Linked DNA regions of Homo sapiens: region 1 is linked to region 2. A link is an interaction called in ENCODE POLR2A ChIA-PET data of the cell type or tissue named here. Cell type or tissue: Panc1. All regions are shown on one strand. Links, peaks and the distances in the headings refer to the core of each region. The heading gives the core; the rest is flanking DNA.

Region 1 (11,243 bases), core at 4,455-8,454, 56 kb before region 2:
GCCACTGCACTCTAGCCTGAGTGACAAGAGTAAAACTCTGTCTCCAAAAAAAAAAAGTTCAAGTGTACAAGTTCAGTGACATTTAATATATTCACAATATTGTGCAATCACCAATTCCGTCTAGTTCTAAAACATTTTCATTACCCTGAAAGAAAACTTTGTAACCATTAAGCAGTCACTCCCTATTCCCCCATGCCCTCCACCCCTGGCAATACCAATCTACTTTCTGTCTCTAGATTTACGTATTAGAGAGATTTCATGTAAATGGATCATGCAATATGTGACCTATTATGTGTGGCATCTGTCGTTTATTGTAATGTTTTTGAGATTTGTTCAAGTTGTAGCATGTATGAGTTTTTCATTTTAATCACTGAGTAATATTCCACTGTATGTATAGATATGTTTTGCCTGTCCATTCTTCCATTGACGGACATTTGAGTTATTTACACCTTTTGGTTATTATGAATAGTTCTGTTATGAATTTTCATATACTTGTATTTGAGTACCTGTTTTCCCTTCTTTTGGGTATATACCTAGAAGGAATTGTTGACTCATATGGTAATTCTATGTTTAACTTCTTGAGGAACTGCCAGACTGTTTTCCAAGGTTGCTGGGGAAGTTTTATATTCCCACCAGCAATACACAAGGGTTCTAGTTTTTCTCTTTTCTCATCAAACACTTGTTATTTTTTGTTTTTGTTAGATAACAGTCATCCTAATGGGTGTGAAGTGGCATCTCATCATGATTTTGATTTGGCCATGTTAATGTTATGGCTAATGTTAAGTGTCTTCATAAACTTATTGACTATTTATATATCTTCTTTGGAGAAATATCTTTTTAAGTTCTTTGTCCATTTTTGAATTGGGTTGTCTCGTTTTTTGGTTGTTGACTTAAAGGGAGTTCAAAGAGAGTTTTTTATATCATCCAGATGCTAGACTCTTACCAGATAAATGATTTAAAAGTATTTTCTCCCATTGTCTTTTCACTTTCTTGATAATTTGTACACTGTGTATTTCTTTTTTCTTTTTTTTTCCCCAAGACAGAGTCTGGCTCTGTCACCTAGGCTGGAGTGCAGTGGTCTGATCTCGGCTCACTGCAACCTCTGCCTCCTGGGTTCAAGTGATTCTCTTGCTTCAGCCTCCCAGGAAGCTGGGATTACAGGCGCGTGCCAACACACCTGGCTAATATTTGTATTTTTAGTGGAGATGGTTTCACCATGTTGGCCAGGCTGGTCTTGAACTCCTGACCTTAGGTGATCCACATTGGCCTCCCGGAGTGCTCGGATTACAGGCATGAGCCACCGTGCCCGGCCAGCACTGTATATTTCTTGTTGGATTTCTTGATGTATGTGTTTATTTCTTGAATTTGTATACCGGTTGTCTTTTCACTTTCTTGATAATGCCCTTTGATGCAGAAAAGTACATCAGCCCACTTCAGTGTCCCAAGTAGCTGGGACTACAGGTACACACCACCATGCCTGGCTCAAAAGTGTTATTATTTTTTTCTTTTGTTGCTTGTGCTTTTGGTGTCATAGCTGAGAATCCATTGACAAATCCAAGGTCATGAAGACTTATCTCTGTGTTCTAAGAATTTTATAGTTTTAGTTATTTATTTAGGTTGTTGATCCATTTTGAGGAATTTTTGTGTATTGTGTGAGGTAGGGGTCCAGTGTGATTCTTCTGCTGTGGATATCCAGTTGTACCAATACCATTTGTTGAAGACATGATTTTTCCCCCATCAAATGGTGTTGGCACTCTGGTTGAAAATCAGTTGACCACAGATACGAGTTTATTTCTGGATTCTCAGTTCTATTCTGTTGGTCTATATATCTGTCCTTATGCCAGTACTACACTGTTATGATAACCGTAGCTTTGGATTAATACTAAGTTTTGATATAAGAAGTGTGAGTCCTCCAACTTTGTTCTTCTTTTCAATGTTGTTTTAGTTCTTCCAGGTCCTTTGAAATTCTGTGTGAATTTGAGGATCAGCTTTTCTGTTTCTGCAAGAAAGGCCAAAGCATTGCAGCTCTTTTAGAATTTGTCTAGCAGGTTTTCTGGTTTTCACTAGAGTTCCCCGCAACCCCCAGCCACACGCACACACAAAGGACCATTGGAATTTTGATAGGGATTACATTGAACTTTTGAATTGCTTTGAGTAGTATTGCCACCTTCACAGTATTAAGTCTTCGTGGCCAGACGCAGTGCCTCACGCCTGTAATCACTTTGGGAAGAGGCCGAGACGGGGGGGATTGCTTGACCTCAGGAGTTCAAGACCAGCCTGGGCAACGTGGTGAAACCTCACCTTTACCGAAAATATGAAAAATCTTAGTTGGGCTTGATGGCACACATCTGTGTTCCCACCTACTTGGGAGGCTGAGGAGGGAGGATCGCTTGAGCTTACAGGGTGGAGGTTGAGGTGTACTCTAGCCTGGGTGACAGAGACAGACCCCATCTCCAAAAAACAATACTGTCTTCATGATGGTTAAGTTAATGTGTCAGTTGACTGGGCCATGAGGTATGTATGCAGACATTTGGTCAAACATTATTCTAGGTGTGTCTGTGAGCGTGATTCTGGATAAGATTAACATTGAATCAGTAGACTGTGTAGAGCAGTTTGAACTCCCTAATGTGGGTAGTGGGCCTCATTCAATCAAGACCTGAATAGAACAAAAATGCTGAGTAAGAGGAAACTTTGCTTGCCTGACTACTTGAGCTGGGACATTGATTTTCCTTGGTCCTGGCACTGGAACTTAGACAACCATCAGCTCTTTTGGTTCACAGGACTTCAGACTCAGACTGGAACTTACACACTCAACTTTCCTGGTTCTTGGGTCTCATACTTACACTAACACTACACCGCTGGTCTCCTGGTTCTCCAGCTTGCTAACTGCAGATCTTGAGACTTCTCAGTCTCCGCAGTCATGTGAGCCAATTCCTTATAATAAATTTCACCTCTTATATTTATCTCCTTTTGCTTCTGTTTCTCTGGGGAACTCTGACTAGTACAGTTTTCCAGTTCATGAACCTGGATGTTTTTCAATTTATTTAGGTCTTTAACTTCTTTCATCAGTTTTTTTACCTTTTTTTTGAGACAGAGTCTCACTCTGTTGCCCAGGCTGGAGTGCAGTGGTGAGATCTTGGCTCACTGCAGCCTCCACCTCTGGAGTTCAAGGGATTCTCCCGCCTCAGCCTCCCGAGTAGCTGGGACTACAGGCACATGCCACCATGCCTGGCTAATTTTTTGTATTTTTAGTAGAGATGGGGGTTTCACCATGTTGGCCAGGCTGGTCTCAAACTCCTGACCTCAGGTGATCCATCCGCCTCAGCTTCCCAAAGTGCTGGGATTACAGGCGTGAGCCACCGTGACCAGCAATTTTTTTTTTCGAGACGGAGTCTCGCTGTGTCGCCCAGGCTGGAGTGCAGTGGCGCGATCTCGGCTCACTGCAAGCTCCGCCTCCCGGGTTCATGCCATTCTCCTGCCTCAGCCTCCCGAGTAGCTGGGACTACAGGCGCCGGCCACCATGCCCGGCTAATTTTTTGTATTTTTAGTAGAGACAGGGTTTCACCGTGTTAGTCAGGATGGTCTCGATCTCCTGACCTTGTGATCCGGCCGCCTCAGCCTCCCAAAGTGCTGGGATTACAGGCGTGAGCCACCGCGCCCGGCCTAATTTTTTTTTTTTTTTTTGAGACAGGGTCTCACTCTGTTGCCAGGCTGGAGCGCAGTGGCACAATGTTGGCTCACTGCAACCTCCATCTTCTGGGCTCAAGCAATCCTCCCACTTCAGCCTTCTGAGAAGCTGGGACTACAGGCACGCGCCACCACACCCGACTAATTTTTGTGTTTTCTGTAGAGATGTGTTTTGCCACGTTGCTCAGGCTGGTCTCGAACACTTCAGCTCAAGCAATCTGCCCGCCTCAGCCTCCCAAAGTGCTGGGATTACAGGTGTGAGCCATCGCACCCAGCCTCAGCAGTGACCCACTGCGCCCGGCCCAGGTTTTTTACCTCTTTGGTCAAATTTATTCCTAAGTATTTTATTCTTTAGGATGCTATTGTAAATGTAATTTTTTTTTAATTTCCTTTTTGATTTCTTATTGCTGTTTTATAAAAACACAACTGAATTTTGCCTGTTTACCTTGAAGCTGCTGAATTTGTTTACCAGCTCTGGTAACTTTTTTGCAGAATCTTTGGGATTTTGTATATATAGGATCATGTCATTTTGTGAATACTGTTTTACTTTTTTATACTTTATAATTTAGGTGCCATTTATTTTTTATTCTTGCCTGGTTGCTCTGGCTTAAACTTCCAGTACAGTGTTGAATAGCAGTGGTGAAAGTGGGCATCTTTGTCTTGTTCCTGATTTTAGGGGTAAAGCTTTCAGCCTTTCACCATTGAATATGATCTTAACTCTTGGTTTTTTTATAAAGGCCCTGTATCATGTTGAGGGAATTACCTTTTATTCCTAGTTTTCTGATTGTTTTTATTATGAATGTGTGTTGGATTTTGTCAGATGTTTTTCTGTATCAATCAAGGTGACCATTGTTTTTTTTCTCCTTCATTCTGTTGGTGTGGTATATCACATTGTTTGGTTTCCTTTTATGTTATTGGCAATGGCATTCTCTTAGGCATCCATTGCAAATGTATGACTAAGCTTTCTCTCTTCATTCTTTGAGATGTTCAGAGTATGTCCTACTTTGATGTTTTGCCTACCAGCATCCTGCCTCTCTCGTCACAGTTCGTTTACTCAGTAGCCCTGTAACTCAAGCTTTCTTTTCCTAGTGTCATCCCACGTTGAACCAGTTGTTCACGTGGGCTAGATTAATCCACTTAAATGCCTTTTCTTCCTTCGTATATCTTCCCTGCTGAGGAGCCTGCAGTGATTATCCATTGTTCATCAGATCAAACCTAAACTCTTCCTGACATTTAGAACCCTTTGTAATCCAATCCCACATCACCTCTCTGATCTCTGTTATTTATTTATTTGAGACAGAGTCTTGCTCTTGTCGCCCAGGCTGGAGTACAGTGGCGCAGTCTCAGCTCACTGCAACCTCCGCCTCCTGGGTTCAAGCCATTCTCCTGCCTTAGCCTCCCAAGTAGCTGGGATTACAGGCACCTGTCACCACACCCAGCTAATTTTTGTATTTTTAGTAGAGATGGGGTTTCACCGTGTTGGCCAGGCTGGTCTTGAACTCCTGACCTCAGGTGATCCGCCCGCCTCAGCCCCGTAAAGTGCTGGGATTACAGGCGTGAGCCACCACACCCAGCAATCTCTGTTATTTATTAAAAATAGAAACTACACACGAAGACCCAGCTAGTAATAACTTAAAATTTTACCATTGCTATATTTCTAAAACTGTAAGCATGTAAATTTGATTTCTCATATCTTTCCCTGATATTTTCCCAGTTTTTCAATTAGCCCTACCAATATGTTGTTAAAAATTGTATTTTCCTTCATTTTTGGAGATGTGTTCGATATGTTTGTCAGCCTCATTTCTCATATTTAGTTGGAACATGTATTCAAAGAAATGAAAAATATTGTCTTAATGTATTCTAAAATAAGGAAAAAGCAAGGTATAGGACATTATGTATCATATGAAAAAATATATTCATGTGCATAGACAATTTCGGGAAAGATAACAGAAACTGTTAATGGTAGTAGCCCCTGGGAAATAGAACTAGGTCGGGAAGAAGGTGATTTCCTTTTCATTTTATACCCTTTTGTACTATTGGAATCTCTTAGTACATGTGAAGAAAGAGATGGAAAAAATTTAAAAAGTAAATAATGATTAATTCCTTTTTTTTCTTGTTTTTAAGTCCCAGTTTTAACCCCTCTACATGATATAATAGTGGCTAAATTTTAAACACTTTTAATGGTTTTTAAAAACTTTAAGCCAGTTAATAAACTCAAACAGGCATTTTCATCATGTACTGACATTTGCATCATTCACAAAAATTATCAAGTAGTCTATTTCAGGGAATTTAGCTGTGTCCACAGAAAGCTGCTGTTTATCTTTTTTAGACAGCCATATTCTTATGGCTACTTTAGGTTTCTATTCCATGAATAAATTGGATCAGCAGGGCATTGTTGCTGGAAGAAAAACTGAAAAAATACCAAGGCTTTTGAGGGCCATTCCTTGTTTTATGGAGGTTGGAAAGGTTAGCAACCATCTCTGTTGTCCAGACAGAGGTGGTTTTTTTTTTTTTTTTGAGGTGTAGTCTCGCTTTGTCGCCCAGGCTGGAGTGGAATGCAGTGGTGCGATCTTGGCTCACTGCAACCTCCACCTCCAGGTTCACGCCAGGTTCTCCTGCCTCAGCCTCCCGAGTAGCTGGGACTACCGGTGCCTGCCACCTCGCCCATCTAATTTTTTGTGTTTTTAGTAGAGACGGAGTTTCACTGTGTTAGCCAGGATGGCCTCGGGCTCCTGACCTCGTGATCTGCCTGCCTCGGCCTCCCAAAGTGCTGGGATTACAGGCATGAGCCACCAAGCCCGGCCCTTATTTTTTTTTTTTTCGAGACACAGTCTTGCTCTGTTGTGCAGGCTGGAGTGCAGCGGTGCAATCTTGGCTCACTTCAAGCTCCGCCTCCCAGGTTCAAGCAATTCCTCTGCCTCAGCCTCCCGAGTAGCTGGGACTACAGGTGCCCGCCACCATGCCTGGCAAATTTTTGTATTTTTTTTTTCTTTAGTAGAGATGGGGTTTCACCATATTGGCCAGGCTGGTCTTGAACTCCTGACCTTGTGATCCGCCTGCCTTCACCTTCCAAAGTGCTGGGATCACAGACATGAGCCACTGCACCTGGCCAGAGTTTTTGGCATTGATACTATATGTTTTCTTTGACTCTTCAGTTGGTTTTGTTTTTGTTTTTTGTTTTTTCTTTTTTTTTTTTTTGCTTCCCTTGGGTACTTAAGTTTTATTTTATAATTGCGAACCAGATCTTTAGCTTTGGAAGGAATTTTATTAGGCACACCTTGGTAGTTCTTTGGAGTAAGGGAACATTTATTAATTATTTACTTAGTTGTAAATTTAGAAATGTCTTTGTAAGACTAGACAATTGATATCAGGAAATATGTGCATCAGAATGATGAAAATAGCATCACTGTTTGAAGGAATGGAATAACCTATAAAGCTTCTCATCACAATGCTAAATTAGGAGTTTTAACGATTAGTAATGAAATATTTTGCATTATTTCATCAGAGAGTTTTAACCTAGTTACTGTGGGATCAGGCCAGGTATTGATTGTTACAGAAACTTGATAGCTTAAGGTTTTTAGTGTCTGAATAATCTTGTTAATTGCTGATTGTGGGTGAGTTGTTTTTGCTCTAAGAAAATCTCCTTCCTGAGAAGTGGGCTAGATTGCACCAAAACCACTGAGTAGCAGTGAGGTCAAAAAGCTTGAGTTCCTTCCTGGTAAAGGTTTGTGTTTGCCTGTCTTTCTTTACTGCCTCTGGGCAAGAAAAGGGAGTACTTTTTGTTTTGTGAAAACAATGTGAATTTAGCTCAGGAAATGCAAACCTGTTGGCTCTTGCAAGTTATTTGACTTCATTGTGAGAGGAGTACAGGCTTTGTCTTGTCTCCTTGTTGGGTGTGTACTTTACATATAGCAAGGTAGAGTGAAGTTAATATTTAAATCCTCTTTCTGTGAAGTTCAGGTGAAGTGAGTTAGTAATATGGTAGGATCCTGATGGGTTTAGTGTTACTGTAAAATTAATATTTATATAAATATATATATATAGTACGAGGATTTGGAGTGCGGGTTCTGTTAAGAACTTTAGCTAAATCTTTACAAGACTGGGTCATGTCATAGCATTTGTATATGTATATAAATAATGCATGTGAAATTTGTTATTCATACCATACTCTTTACATTTTATTTTTATTTTTAAATTATGGAACACTTCATGAATTTGCATGTTATTCTTGCACAGGGTCCATGCTAATCTCTGTATTGTTCCAATTTTAGTTAATGTACTGCTCAAGCAAGCACTTAGACCCTTAATAGCTATGTGTTTTATAGCTATCTTTGATTTAGCTTTTAATTCAAGTCATTTGATGATAAATAGATTTTGTAAACCTTAATTTCCTAACGTGTGCAATGCCTGCCTTTGTTATTAGGATTACATGCATGTAAGGTGCCTGTTTCCTGTCATATGTTAAGCCAGGTATGGTGATGTGTGCCTGTAGTCCCAACAACCTGGAAGGCTGTGGTGGGAGGATCCTTTGAGTCCAGCAGTTAGGCCAGCCTGGTCAACATAGCGAGACCCCCATTTCCAAAAAGAAAAAAAAATTAAAGTAGTTGTTCAATAAATGTTAGTTCTCATTATTATCAGCACTGTCCTATGGATGATTCAAATTAGGCAGTGTACTGCATGATTCTTCCTTTAAAGAAGGCAAGAATTTCATATTTAAAACAATTAGAGAACAGGCCTGGCCCGGTGGCTCATGCCTGTAATCCCAACACTTTGGGAGGCCGAGGTGGGTGGATCACTTGAGGTAAGAGTTTGGGACCAGCCTGGCCAACATGATGAATCCTCATCTCTACTAAAAATACAAAAATTAGCTAGGCGTGGTGGTGGGTGCCTATAATCCCAGCTGCTCAGGTGGCTGAGGCAGGAGAATCGCTTGAACCCAAGAGGTGGAGTTTGCAGTGAGCTGAGATTGCGCCGCTGCGCTCCAGCCTGGGTGACAGCAAGACTCCGTCTCAAAAAAAATTAAAATAAAATAAAACAATTAGAGAACCACATGATGAGGAATATCAAGTGAAGACAGGGAGCCACATTCAGTCACAGGCGTATTCATTTCCTTAACATGGGAGATGAGAAAGGGGAGAGAACAGTATGGGCCAGAGTTCTTAGAAGGACTTCATATGGAGGAGGTAAGACAAATATAACCCCTGAATGTAGTTGGCATACCATAGTTTAATAATGTAGGTGGTATTACTAGTGATTTTAGGAGCAACAGTCTATGCATGAGAGAATGAGTTTGCAGTAAGGAACTGAGAGGAGAAAAGGTGGAACAGGCTAAGGGGGGATCAGGTAATGGTCTTTGAATGACAAGATGAGGAATTTGGATTTGAATTTCCATGTAGAACATTGTTGTTGGAGCTATACAAAATTATTTTACATAGTTGTCATCTCTACCCAGTAGCCTTTAAAAAAAGGTCACTAGGCCAGGTGCAGTGGCTCACGCCTGTAACCCCAGTACTTTGGGAGGCTGAGACAGGTGGATCACTTGAGGCCAGAAGTTTGAGACCAGCCTGGCCAACATGGAGAAACCCCATGTCTACTAAAAATAGGAAAACTAGCTGGGCGTGGTGGTGGGCACCCGTAGTCCCAACTACTCGGGAAGCTGAGGTGGGAGAGTCACCTGAGCCTGGGATGCCGAGGCTGCAGTGAGCTAAGATTGTACCATGCTATTGCACTCCAGTCTGGGCCACAGAGCGAGACCCTGTCTCAAAAAAAAAAGGAAACGAAAGAGTTTATTTTCCTTTCCTGATTGTGTTATCCCAGATATATTGATGTCCACTGCTACCTATTACAAAATGGAGAAAGAGGAATGGTAATATTACAGTGTAACTGACTTTAATCCAAGGTCAAATGTAAATAATTAGTAAATTAGTATTTGGATACTATATTTCATTGATTCACATTTATTTGGCATTCTGAGATCTCTGAGATCAAGATGTTCTTAACATTTTTACTATCATCCAAGTAGCAGATGTGATGTTGTCATTGTCTGCACTTGTATGAACCTGGTCATAGCTGTTACTATTGTTATAACAACAGTTGACAGTCTGTTAGTACCACATGGTTTACTTGCCATTGCGTATGTCACTTAAAAATTTACACTGTGATTCAACATTGAGATTAAAACAAAACAAAAAAACCAAAAAACCTGTGTATGAAGAAAGGCATGGAAGCAGAATGGCGGGGTATAAATTTGATTTTATATGAAGCAAAATATTTACCTTTGGAGGAATGTTTACAGTTTCAGATTTTCTTGCAAAGCTACAGTCAAGTGCTTTATGCAACCCAGAAGGGAAGATAGCATAAATGTATTATGCTGTGTTAAGTTTTGTTGCCGAGAAATATGTGAAAGAATTGCCTATCACATGCCAAGCAGTGCACCTGGAAGCAGGGGAAATTGCTGTATTCCTCAACATAAATGAAAAAGTTCAGAGATTTAAGAAGCTAGTGTGACTTATTTATATGTCTCCCAGGACTGCCGTGAAGACATTGTGTCATAGTTCAAGTGGCAGCAGTTTTCCTTTCTTTGTTTTCAACCGATGGCACCTTAGATTTAGTCAAATGTAATATTTACCTCTCTACTTCTGATGATAGCTGGTTTAGAACAGATTGCACTACTAAGTAATCAAACTTGTGATTGTATAAGGACAAGCAGATTTTTAAAATAAACTTGTTAGGGTGCAAAGATCAAGGTCAAAATATAAAAATAGGCTGGGTGTGGTGGCTCACACCTGTAATCCTAGCACTTTGGGAGGCTGAGGCAGGAGAATCGCTTGAACCCGGGAGTCGGAGGTTGCAGTGAGCCGAGATTGCTCCATTGCACTCCAGCCTGGGCGACACAGTGAGACTCTGTCTCAGAAATAAATAAATAAATAAAAATAAATAAAACATACAAGAATAAGATATTTGCGTTTTTTTGCATTAGATAGGTATTCTTGCCTATCTTTTTGTCTTCTCAGATACAGCGTGGTATAGTGCATCCCTTATCAGCAGTAACTTTGTGTAAAGTTAATCTCTCTGTGCCTCAGCTTTTTGTAGGACAGGCGTAATACCTATGTCATAGGTCTGTTATGAGGGTTCAGTGAGTTAAATTAGTTAATACTTGCTAAGTGTTTATAGCAGCACCTGGCTAAAAGTAAGCAGTATATGTTAGCTATTACTTTTTACTGGATTATTTTCTCTGAATCATAAATGTTAATTTTTATACAGAATAATTCCCAATGAAGATGGGATTATCCCATTGTTACCTTCTTGACGCTAGTTTGGTATTAATATACTACTGATTCCCCCTCTCGATTATTCCACCCTTTTTTGGGTATATTGATGTTGATCTTTTAGAAAATTATGTGTGATTTGTGTGAGATACATAGATTCATACCGCTTTTATACAGTAAAATCAAATGGAATTAGAATTAGTTTAAAACAACTAGTATTTAATTTTTCTAAAAATTACATGCTTGCGATTTTAGTTTTTGCTCAGGCTGAATCTGGATACCTTTTAG
Region 2 (11,243 bases), core at 6,529-10,528:
TCAGTGGCTTCTGTATGAATGACTGGAATGGGCAGAATGGCTTGGAGGAGGGGAGCCCTGTTTCTAGAATGGCATTGAGGCACAGTCCCATTGCTTAACAGGAATGCACCATGTAAAACGCAGGCTTCCCCATTTTTTCTTTTGTGTTAATTCAAAAATCTTCACCAGTAATTAAAATAGGTCAAAGTAAGTGTAAATTTAATTTGATTCTGTGACTGACTTTCATCTCTTTTACTAGTATTTAGTTAGCATTTAAGCATTGCTCTATTTTCTCTATATTGAAAATACACAAATGTGCTTTTCAAATGTTGTAACAAACAAGTATGTCATTAAAAGGGTCTTCACTCCAGATAGATAAGTGGTCACTTAACTCTAAGAAGCATGTGGCTGAATTAAATATGTTAACTTAAATTTTGTTGCCAAATAAAATAGGCATGGAACAAAATAGCTGCTAACCTTTGTAGGTCCCAAATATGCTAAGCATTTTCAGCATGAGTGGTCAAGGTGATTCTATTTTTAGATAAACAGAGTTTTGAATTAGAAGGATGCATATGTTTAGGTTATGTTTGGTTTTAGATCTGAGGAGTTTAGAGTTGAAAGAGTCTTCAGAGAGGTCATGTAGTTCAGCGATCTGGTTTTCAAGGTTTTGGAACTGAGACATAATTGATCAATTCCAAGGCTGTGTTTTTGTGGACTTCATCTTGAATCAACAAGATGTTTTAATATGAACCCCACATTAATCACATCATAAACAGTAATTTCTTAATAACCTAAACTTTATCAGATTACTTTGCTTCACCTGACTGGGGAATGTACATTCTGACTTACAGGTGCCTTATCGCTTGCATGCAGTTCTTGTTCATGAAGGACAAGCAAATGCTGGACACTATTGGGCCTATATCTATAATCAACCCCGACAGAGCTGGCTCAAGTACAATGACATCTCTGTTACTGAATCTTCCTGGGAAGAAGTTGAAAGAGATTCCTATGGAGGCCTGAGAAATGTTAGTGCTTACTGTCTGATGTACATTAATGACAAACTACCCTACTTCAATGCAGGTAAAAGTATCTTGGCAGAATCTATAGATTGGGGAAAATCTGTACTGCTCAGGGAGAAGAACAGTCTTGTACTGCTTTTTAAAAAATTTACAACTTACTATTATATAATAATAGATTTAAAAAATATAGACAGTATAAAAGGAAATGAAAAGGAAAAACAAGTTTGCTTTACTACTTTCTTCCTTGACCATGGGTCCCACTCCCAACAAGTACACAATGTTAGGTTTCTTATGTAGTCTTCAAGACACATTGTATACATATGCTAGATTCTATTTATCTGTATCTTCCCCTCCCCCTTTTCCCCAAGTAGATTATTTTTCCATTCAACTCTGAACCTTTTTCATTAATCGAGTATTTAGCAATCTCTATATTTTTAGTAAAAGAATCTTAACTGTTTAACAACTATATAGTAATTCATTGTGTGGAATATACGTATTTTTAAAATTTACTCGTAGATAGACTAATTCTCTAGTTGTTGTTGTTTTTAGTGACATCTTTTTTTTTTCTTGCCCCATCTTATGGTGCTGATAGTACATATATTTTTGCACCCTTTGGAGAATAACTAAATTTTTTCTTTCTTTTTTTTTTGAGACATAGTCTTGCTTTGTCGCCCAGGCTGGAGTGCAGTGGCGCAATCTCAGCTCACTGCAACCTCCGCCTGCCAGGTTGAAGTGATTCTCCTGCCTCACTCTCGCAAGCAGCTGGAATTACAGGTGCCCACCACCATGCCCAGCTGATTTTTGTATTTTTAGTAGAAACGGTGTTTCACCATCTTGGCCAGGGTGTTTTTGAACTCCTCACCTCAGGTGATCTGCCTGCTTCGGCCTCTCAAAGTGCTGGGATTACAGTTGTGGGGCCCAGAATAACTAAATTTTACAGGTGTATTTGCCTGAATAGTTTCACAGTTGTTGTAATACTACTACTCATACAGAGAGCAATAATAATTATCATTTATATTGGTACTTTACTTCTTAAAGCATGCTTTCAAACTTTTATTTCTCTAAGAACTTACAGCTGTGAAAAGGAGGGAAAGAGTTTGAAAATGTTGTCATCTTCATTTTCCAGCTGGATAACAGATTCCAAAGGGTTCTAAAGTTGAGTAATCACATAGTCAATAAATGGCAGTCCCAAGATTCAAATACAATTCTCCAAATTCTGTGGTGTTTTCAATTTACATTATTCTCTCTTTCTTTCACATCCTCTATGAGAGGTCTTATGATGAACATTTTATAAGTAAGATAGTAGAAAGCTTTTGCCTGTAGTATTCAAACTTTACTGTGTGGCGTAAGTAAGGAAACATCGCCCCGGCATGGTGGTTCACGCCTGTAATCCCAGCACTTTGGGAGGCCAAGGCGGGCGGATCACTTGAGGCCAGGAGTTGAAGACCAACCTGGCCAACATGGTAAAACCCTGTGTCTACTAAAAATACATAAATTAGCTGGGCATGGTGGCACACACCTGTAATCCCACCTACTTGGGAGGCTGAGGCAGGAGAATTGCTTGAACCTGGGAGGCAAAGGTTGCAGTGAGCTGAGATCGTGCCACTGCACCCAGCCTGGGCAACAGAGTGAGACTTTGTCTCAAAAAAAACAAACATGTAAGGTGTTCTGTCCAGGCAGCACGTTATCTTTCTGATTTGCTAGTGTGGTTGGGGATTAGGGAATGGAGAGAATGATAAATGAACAGTAAGTAATCTTCACAATTGTATATTTATGCTGCGAAGGAATGAATAGCTGCTTGAATGTACTAGCTGTTGTTAATATATAGGAGCCTTGTTATTGCATGCATGGTTTATTTTTCTATTATAGAAACAAACAAGTGGAAACTGTCATTTGCTTAGTGAAAAGGCTGATTAATGGCAACCAGTAAGTGAATGTGTTAATCTGCTATAGACTTTTTTTGTTTGTTTTGGTCACAGGGTTAGAAAATGAAATTTTATATGTCATTGATATCCTTGCCATTAAAGCCAGGTATTATTGACCATTTCACCATTGTATCAAATTGCTTTCTCATAGTACTGAATTGTATGAAAGTTGGTGGTATAAATGTCTTGAAATTCATCTCTAACCTTTTTGAAATGGACATTCTTATCCGCCAAATGCAGTGGTTAAATGGATAAAACTGTTTATCTTGAAATTTTTATTGGCTCTAATGATTTTCTGAATTTCCCTGAAATGATTGGTATATCCAGTGATTGACAGTGACCAGTTTCCAAATCTTTTTTTTTTTTTTTTTTTTTTTGAGATGGAGTCTCACTCTGTCTCCCAGGCTGGAGCGCAGTGGCGCAACCTCAGCTTACTGCAACCTCCTCCTCCCAGGTTCAAGCGATTCTCCCACTTCAGCCTTCTAAGTAGCTGGGATTACAGGCATGCGCCACCACGCTTGACTAATTTTTGTATTTTTTTTAGTAGAGACAGGGTTTCACCATGTTGGCCAGGCTGGTCTTGAACTCCTACCTCAAGTGATTGGCCTGCCTTGGCCTCCCAAAGTGCTGGGATTACAGGCGTGAGCCACTGCACCCGGCCCACTTTCCATATCTTTAACTCTGTGTTATTCATTCACTTAGCAGATGTTTAATGAGTGCCTACTAAATGTCAGGCACTGTTATCAATTGTTGCCCTTACATTGTCCATACAGGTTGAGCATCCCACATGTGAATATCCAAAATCCCAAATGCTCCAAAATCCACAAAACTTTATGAGCCTTTTTCATTACATGATGCTGGAAGGGAATGCTCATTGGAGCATTTTGAATTTCAGATGTTGGATTTTAGGATTTGGGATGCTCAACTATAACTAATTGTGCAGATTTTCTAAAATATGAAAAAAATTTGAAGTCCAAAACAGTTCTAGTCCCAATCATTTTGGATAAGAGATACTCAGCCTGCATTTCTGATGGATTCTATGTGCATGTATTTTTAGTTAGGAGTAAGATAAAGATGAAATACCCTGCTTTCTTCTTTTCTAAAAAGGATGTTTTCGTTCCTTGTGACCTTTTAACTCTATCTTTGCTTTTCCTCAGAGGCAGCCCCAACTGAATCAGATCAAATGTCAGAAGTGGAAGCCCTATCTGTGGAACTCAAGCATTACATTCAGGAGGATAACTGGCGGTTTGAGCAGGAAGTAGAGGAGTGGGAAGAAGAGCAGTCTTGCAAAATCCCTCAAATGGAGTCCTCCACCAACTCCTCATCACAGGACTACTCTACATCACAAGGTATCTGAGAAGGCATTTATGCCAGTGATCCAGTAACATCTCATGCTGTACTCCCCTAGCCAGCCCTATACCCTTCAGCTGGCTAGGTGATGCCACAGTCTTCACAGTATATTTCATATACAGTTGGTATGCCAGGTACAACCTGATGGAATGAATTGTGGCATTAGAATGTGATTTCTGATGAACAGAAGCAGTATCAGAAAGACTAACTACCTGTGACCTTCACTGTGTATATAGTTTTGCTTATTTCCCAGGTTATGGGAGAAACTATGATAGGGTTAATAGGTAGACTTTATGAAAACCATTCTCCAAAGGTGATCTTCCTAAAAGATGCTTGTTTGTAGAAAGTTTTCTTAATGGATAGAAATATGACAAAGTTGGGAGTGCATTAAATTTTACAGAATCATCTGTGGGTTCAAAGTTTACAGACTTTATCAATAGAGTTCTTGCTGAAGTAGCCATTTCTTATAGTTATTAATTTCTAGGGAAAATCTGCATAGGCTTTTGTAAAAAGCTGTGTTAACAGGGTTGTATATTAAACTGTATACATTCTGCTTGCTTTTTATCTGAGTGTTCTAGACTATTTATCATTAGATGCTAAGACCTTTGTTCAATTCTTTATCAGAGCCTTCAGTAGCCTCTTCTCATGGGGTTCGCTGCTTGTCGTCTGAGCATGCTGTGATTGTAAAGGAGCAAACTGCCCAGGCTATTGCAAACACAGCCCGTGCCTATGAGAAGAGCGGTGTAGAAGCGGCACTGAGTGAGGTGAGAATGACTGGGAAGCCCAAGTTCAGGAGAGCCGGGCTTTCAGCAGCGATGGCCAGTTTTCTCACATTTCTATTATTCTGTGTCTCTGCTGCCTTTAACCAACCCCTATTTATTTCTCCTGTTTTTTCTTACTCTTTCTCCCCACTCTGCTGCCACAGCTTAAAGAAGCTGAACCCAAGAAGCCCATGCCCCAGGAAACAAACCTTGCAGAGCAGTCAGAACAGCCCCCAAAGGCTAATGATGCAGAGTCTACTGCCCAGCCTAATTCTGAGGTCTCTGAAGTCGAGATTCCCAGTGTGGGAAGGATTCTGGTTAGATCTGATGCAGATGGATATGATGAGGAGGTACAGAGATGAGTGCAGGATATAGTTGTTTGTTGTCAGTCTTATATTTCCTTCTCTTGTGACTATATTAAGGTATCTGCCAATAGCTGATATTTTCTCGTTGCAAAAAATGATTGTCAAGAAAGCCTATTTGGTTTTGACCTTAGTTACCATTATTTAAAAGATAGCCATGTTTCTATTGTATAGCGCTCCCAGCATATGTATATCTACCCAGGCTTATACTTAATGGGGCCACTGCAGAGTCTAGATGGCTCAGAAAAGTAAAATTAAGTTCCCTTTTTGGTATTATGGACAAAAGATTGCCTTCTAATTTAAAATAGGGAATCTTTTTTTTGGATATTAGTCCATTGTTTTACCTCCAGATATAAATTTTTCAGTTGTCCAGTGAGCTAAACAAATGTGGATTGAAGTTATTTTTAATTGTAAAGGAATTCTATAGGAAGAAGCTATAGAACCCCAAGTTGTTTGTTGTCTGTCTCCTCTTCAGTTGCACTGCACATAAACAATAATGAATTCTGTCTCTCTCAGATTTCTGTTTTTTTTCTGTGGGGTATTTAAAAAAAAAAATCATTGACAAGGCTGGGCACGGAGGTTTACGCCTATAATCCCAGCCCTTTGGGAGGCCAAGGCGGGTGGATCACCTCGGGTCGGGAGTTCAAGACCAGCCTGGCCAACATGGTGAAACCCCTGTCTCTACTAAAAATACAAAAATTAGCTGGGCATGGTGGCATACACCTATAATCCCAGCTACTTGGGAGGCTGAGGCAGGAGAACCGCTTGAACCCGGGAGGCGGAGGTTGCAGTGAGCTGAGATCACGCCATTGCACTCCAGCCTGGGCGACAGAGCGAGACTCTGTCTCCCAAAAAAAAAAAAAGTCCTTGAAAAGTTTTTACTTTATGGAGTCATATTTGTATAGTCGCTAGTTTCCAGACTATTTTAAATGTACTGTTTATCCTAGTAAAACTCTAAAGTATTTGTGTGTTTAAGATATACACCCAAAGTACAGAACTAAATTGGAATTCTGACCTTAGACACTTCCCCTCTGAGAACTATAATTTAACTTAATTCTTCAGCAGTGCCATATTGGGAGATATTTTTAGGCATACATCTTTCTTTATCCTACTGAATTAGAACATAGAGCGTAGGAATAGCTTGTCTTGGGCAGGGTGTTGACATTATATAGAAGGACAGAGGCAGTGGGTGCACATAGGAATGGGTGTGTGAAACTCAGCTTGCAATACATGCTGGCCAAAGAGCACACTGCTCTGCTGCCCTTTAGCACTCTGTTCAGCCTGCTTTCATACAGTCTTCTGCTGAACCTTTCTTCTCTCCTTTCTCTCTGTGTTTTGTGCCCCCTTGTGGTAGGTGATGCTGAGCCCTGCCATGCAAGGGGTCATCCTGGCCATAGCTAAAGCCCGTCAGACCTTTGACCGAGATGGGTCTGAAGCAGGGCTGATTAAGGTATCTCTGTTTTTAAAATTCTAATTCTTACAATATAGGCATCATAATATTGGGGAAATAATTCTATAAGAAGGGAAAAAATGGGGTTAAGGCTGGGTGTGGTGGTGTGTGCATGTAGTCCCAGCTACTCAGGAAGCTGAAGTAGAGGCTCACTTGAGCTCAGGAGTTGGAGGCTGAAATGTACTGTGATTGCACCACTGCACTCCAGCCTGGGCAACATAATGAGATCCCATCTCTTTAAAAATAAAAAGGACTGGGCACAGTGGCTCACACCTGTAATTTAGCACTTTGGGAGGCCCAGGAGGGAGGCTTGCTTGAAGCCAGGAGTTCAAAACCAGCCGGGTCAACATAGTGAGACCCCCATCTCTACTAAGGAATTTTTTTTTTTTTTAATTAGCTGGGCATGGTAGCACATACCTGTAGTCCCAGCTAATTTGGAGGCTGAGGCAGGAGGATCACTTGAGCCCAGGTGTTCAAGGTTGCAGTGAACCATGATTGTGCCACTGCATTCCAGTCTGGGTGACAGAGTGAGACCCTGTCTCCAAAAAATAAAAAAAAAGTCTTCTGTGAAGTGAAATATGAGACTTCCTTTCCTGTCCAACTGATGAACAAGCTGTTCACTTCTCTTCTCTTGACCCTAACCCAGCCTTGGCTAGCAGTAACATTCTCTGTGACACCTAGCCTAGAGGGCTTTTCATTGTTGTTGTTAGGAGTTGTCTGTTAGTAACACTGAGTTAGATTGTGCCTTTGTAATTTTGAGGCCATAACAAAGTAGGCTGTGTTTTTAAAAATACTTGAGTAAAATTGCATTTGTATAGATTCTTTAAGTTTAAGTCATTGACACACAAGGATCTGCCTTTTATAACAATTAAAACTAAATATTTGTTTTTCTGAGAACTTTATGAGAAAACTGAATTTCTTAAGAGTACAGTAGGCTGGGCGCAGTGGCTCATGCCTGTAATCCCAGCACTTTGGGAGGCCAAAGTGGGTGGATTGCTTGAGCTCAGGAGTTTGAGACCAGCCTGGGCAACATGGCGAAACCCAATCTCTATCAAAAATACAAAAATTAACTGGGCATGGTGGTATATGCCTGTAGTCCCAGCTACTTGGGAGGCTGAGGTGGGAGGATCACCTGAGCCCAGGAGTTCAGGGCTGCAGTGAGCTGTGATCATGTCACTGAACTCCAGCCTGGGTGACAAAGTGATACTCTGTCTCAAAAAAAAAAAAAAGTACAGTATGTTTTTGGTGCCAGAATGCTAAAAGAGTTTCATCCCTTATGAAATGCAAGAAACTTAAAAATTCCATAGTTGTTTTTGTAATTCGATATGAATTTTTTAGAAGTCTTTTTAGAGTCAAGAGACTGCCTAGCTCCTAGGCATCAATTTCTGTGTGCAGAAGCCCACAGCACACTATTTTCTAACCATTGATTCTGCCCTTAATAGGCATTCCATGAAGAATACTCCAGGCTCTATCAGCTTGCCAAAGAGACCCCCACCTCTCACAGTGATCCTCGACTTCAGCATGTCCTTGTCTACTTTTTCCAAAATGAAGCACCCAAAAGGGTAGTAGAACGAACCCTTCTGGAACAGTTTGCAGATAAAAATCTTAGCTATGATGAAAGGTGAGAAGAGAATATTCAGGTGAATCCCTTGGTCTGGGTTGGGCTAGATGGACTCCTCTGTTGGGGAAGTTTTGCCCTGTGCCTTTTCATTGCTTTCTGAACTTTGTCCCACACAGATCAATCAGCATTATGAAGGTGGCTCAAGCGAAACTGAAGGAAATTGGTCCAGATGACATGAATATGGAAGAGTACAAGGTAAAGTGTTTTCTTTAAGTCTATAGAGCAAAAACATTAATTCCTGAGGTAAATGGTACCTGAGGCAAAATAAACAATTTTGTGCTATTACAAACTGACTTGTTCTTCCACTTTCCCCTCAAAATCCTGGTAAAGAATGGATAAATGATATTTTCTTGCCCTCAGAATAGCAGGTCTCTTTATTTTCATTCTTCATTTAGAGTGAGTCAACATTTCACTTCCCTTAAATACCTATTTTAGCCTTGTCCTAGGCAGTAAAATTCTTGAAATCATGCTTTTGGTTTGTTTTAAATGATAAAGTTTTAAAAATACGCATTAAAATACATAGCTACACATGTTTTCAATTGCATCCCATGTAAAACAATGTTATGTACCACCCAAGGTGTATTCACCACACTTACTGAACTTGAACTTGCTCTGTATGACTAGAAATGTCCGTGTCCTTCCATATTTTCAATATCTGGATGGTTTTACCAGTCCTAAAGAGGTCATTCACTTAAGCTAGAGCTGAATATCTTTTACATAGCTGTTAGAAATTAGGATAAAATCCGAAGCTCGTAGGAAATAAGTACTTCTGTTACTCAAGTGAAAGGAACAGAACATTGAAAATTAAGGTCAGTGGTAGACTTTTATTTTAAATGTTGAGTAGGTTTTTATCTGAAAGCTTTTGTTTGTTATTTTTGTGGCTAGCCAGATGTGCTCAGTAAATATTTGTAATGAATTTAAAACTTAGATGGGAAGGACACTAACAATCTATTATGATCATGATTATTAATAATCGTCATTCTTTTTCAGAAGTGGCATGAAGATTATAGTTTGTTCCGAAAAGTGTCTGTGTATCTCCTAACAGGCCTAGAACTCTATCAAAAAGGAAAGTATGTTGGCCTTTTATTTTACCAAGATTATTAGTCAGGATGCTGTTCTCTGTAGATGCCTACCTGGGAATACTAAGAGTCACAGCCATGCATAACCTCCCTTGTCACATACACTAGTGTGCCTCTTCTCTTGCAGTGCTTTGGTTTTGCTCTAAACATCACACATGGTTTTTCATCCTTCAAATGATTAGATGTATTAGCTGCGAGATAATATTGTGCCAGGCTGTCTTTGTGATCAATGAAGATGAACTCAGAAAATGAATTTTTGAGTTGACATAGACCCTAGTGAGCATTTCTTGTTTTAGAGATGGGAAAACCTGAGGCCTAGGGAAGTTTCATATTTGCTTTGGATGGCTAGGCCAATTTGTAGAAGAGATGAGACTGGCTACGGTCTTTGGTCCTTCACTTTTTCAGAATTGCAGCCAAGTAGGTTCTTGAAATGGGGAAAAGTGAGGTCTAAGCCCTAGATTTTAGTAAAAGAGCACTCAGCTGTTGTTTATCTCCCATTTTTCTAAGGTACCAAGAGGCACTTTCCTACCTGGTATATGCCTACCAGAGCAATGCTGCCCTGCTGATGAAGGGGCCCCGCCGGGGGGTCAAAGAATCCGTGATTGCTTTATACCGAAGAAAATGCCTTCTGGTTTGTACTGTTTGTAAAGCCTTAAGGTTTTTTTGTTGTTTACCTCTGCTCCTTGAAGCCAGGAAAATATATGGCTTTCAAAACAGACTATCTCCAACAGGTTGTAGATTTCCCCCCAAAATTCTCATGAACAGTTTTACATTGGAACAGGTTTTTTTTCAGTTACTTTTAGTGAATGTCATTCTTCTTCAATGATAACTGATAGAAGTTAAGATGAGAATCAGTCATCCCTCTGTGTGCCCTTCATGTATGCCTGCATTATAGATTTTATCACATTGCTTTCCTACTAGGTTGTAAATTCCTTGAGCTCAGATCCTTTTCTCACTCAGCCATTTCCTCTGTGCCTGTCATGTAGGAACCATGTAATAAATGTGTGTGGAAGGAATGCAGCATTTTTTCCATGTTCACATTTAAGCTGGTAGACTTAAAGTTTTAGTGACTTCTGACACTCCATTTTTTTAAAATAAAGGTAGGAACTGTAAGAATTGGTCCTGCTGTTCTGATAACATCATTGTCACATACTAGTGAAGACTAACTCTCTCCTGGCCTGATTTGCACTGTATAACTACATGGAAAGGCAGACCTACATCCCCTTGCCTCCCCAGGGGTTTATGTGATGTGTGTCCTTTGGAGAACTGTAAAGGGGTGGCCTGCCTTCAGAGTGTGGGCTTGTGTGTGTTTTCACCAATACCCAGCAAATTTGCCCTTCACAGAAGTCAGGCCAATATTTCTACCACTGCCTTTACCTTGTTCATACCGAATGGGTGAGATTAAGTCATGACATATACTCAATAGCTTTATTTTCTGATTTATACTTTGACATCTGTATTAGTTATAGGTGTGGCAGGGCCACTTTGAAGCTGAAAAGGGATCTTGTTGGTTTGATGGATCTGAATTTTATTAGAGCCATGTTTTTATATTTTAAATCACCAAATAGATTGACATTTTGAATATCCTACTCAGCTTCTGAAGTAATGCAATTATAGGGATTTAGACTCTTTCCATTATTGAGTCCCAACCCCTAGTGTGCATCAGAATCATATAGGGAGCTTTCAGACAGTCGTGA

What was found. Peaks named below come from ENCODE experiments on the same cell type or tissue, not always from the same donor. Only the 100,000 strongest peaks of a DNase experiment are listed, where the experiment ranks them.
Region 1: POLR2A ChIA-PET joins it to region 2 with 7 read pairs; 7 of 35 experiments call an interaction of 5 or more read pairs at or near these places.

What each region holds. Positions count from the first base shown.
Region 1 is chr11:113,856,085-113,867,327 of GRCh38, reverse strand. The region is part of intron 1 of USP28 (ubiquitin specific peptidase 28); the gene reads left to right. It overlaps LOC124902821 (U7 small nuclear RNA), which reads left to right and starts at 2,015; the gene lies at 2,015-2,076. It also overlaps the pseudogene RNU6-1107P. In Panc1, for the core only: no CTCF peak of the experiment used is centred there; no DNase peak of the experiment used is centred there; H3K27ac peaks cover 646 bases.
Region 2 is chr11:113,802,092-113,813,334 of GRCh38, reverse strand. It overlaps USP28 (ubiquitin specific peptidase 28), which reads left to right. Exons shown (of 26, transcript NM_001346252.4): 16 at 831-1,059; 17 at 4,081-4,272; 18 at 4,898-5,037; 19 at 5,199-5,384; 20 at 6,751-6,846; 21 at 8,289-8,467; 22 at 8,584-8,662; 23 at 9,458-9,537; 24 at 10,054-10,177. Among named protein-coding and RNA genes, the nearest start is that of CLDN25, 28 kb to the right of the region's middle. RefSeq lists a silencer at 6,650-6,699. In Panc1, for the core only: CTCF peaks have their summits at 6,543 and 6,744 (motif pointing left); no DNase peak of the experiment used is centred there.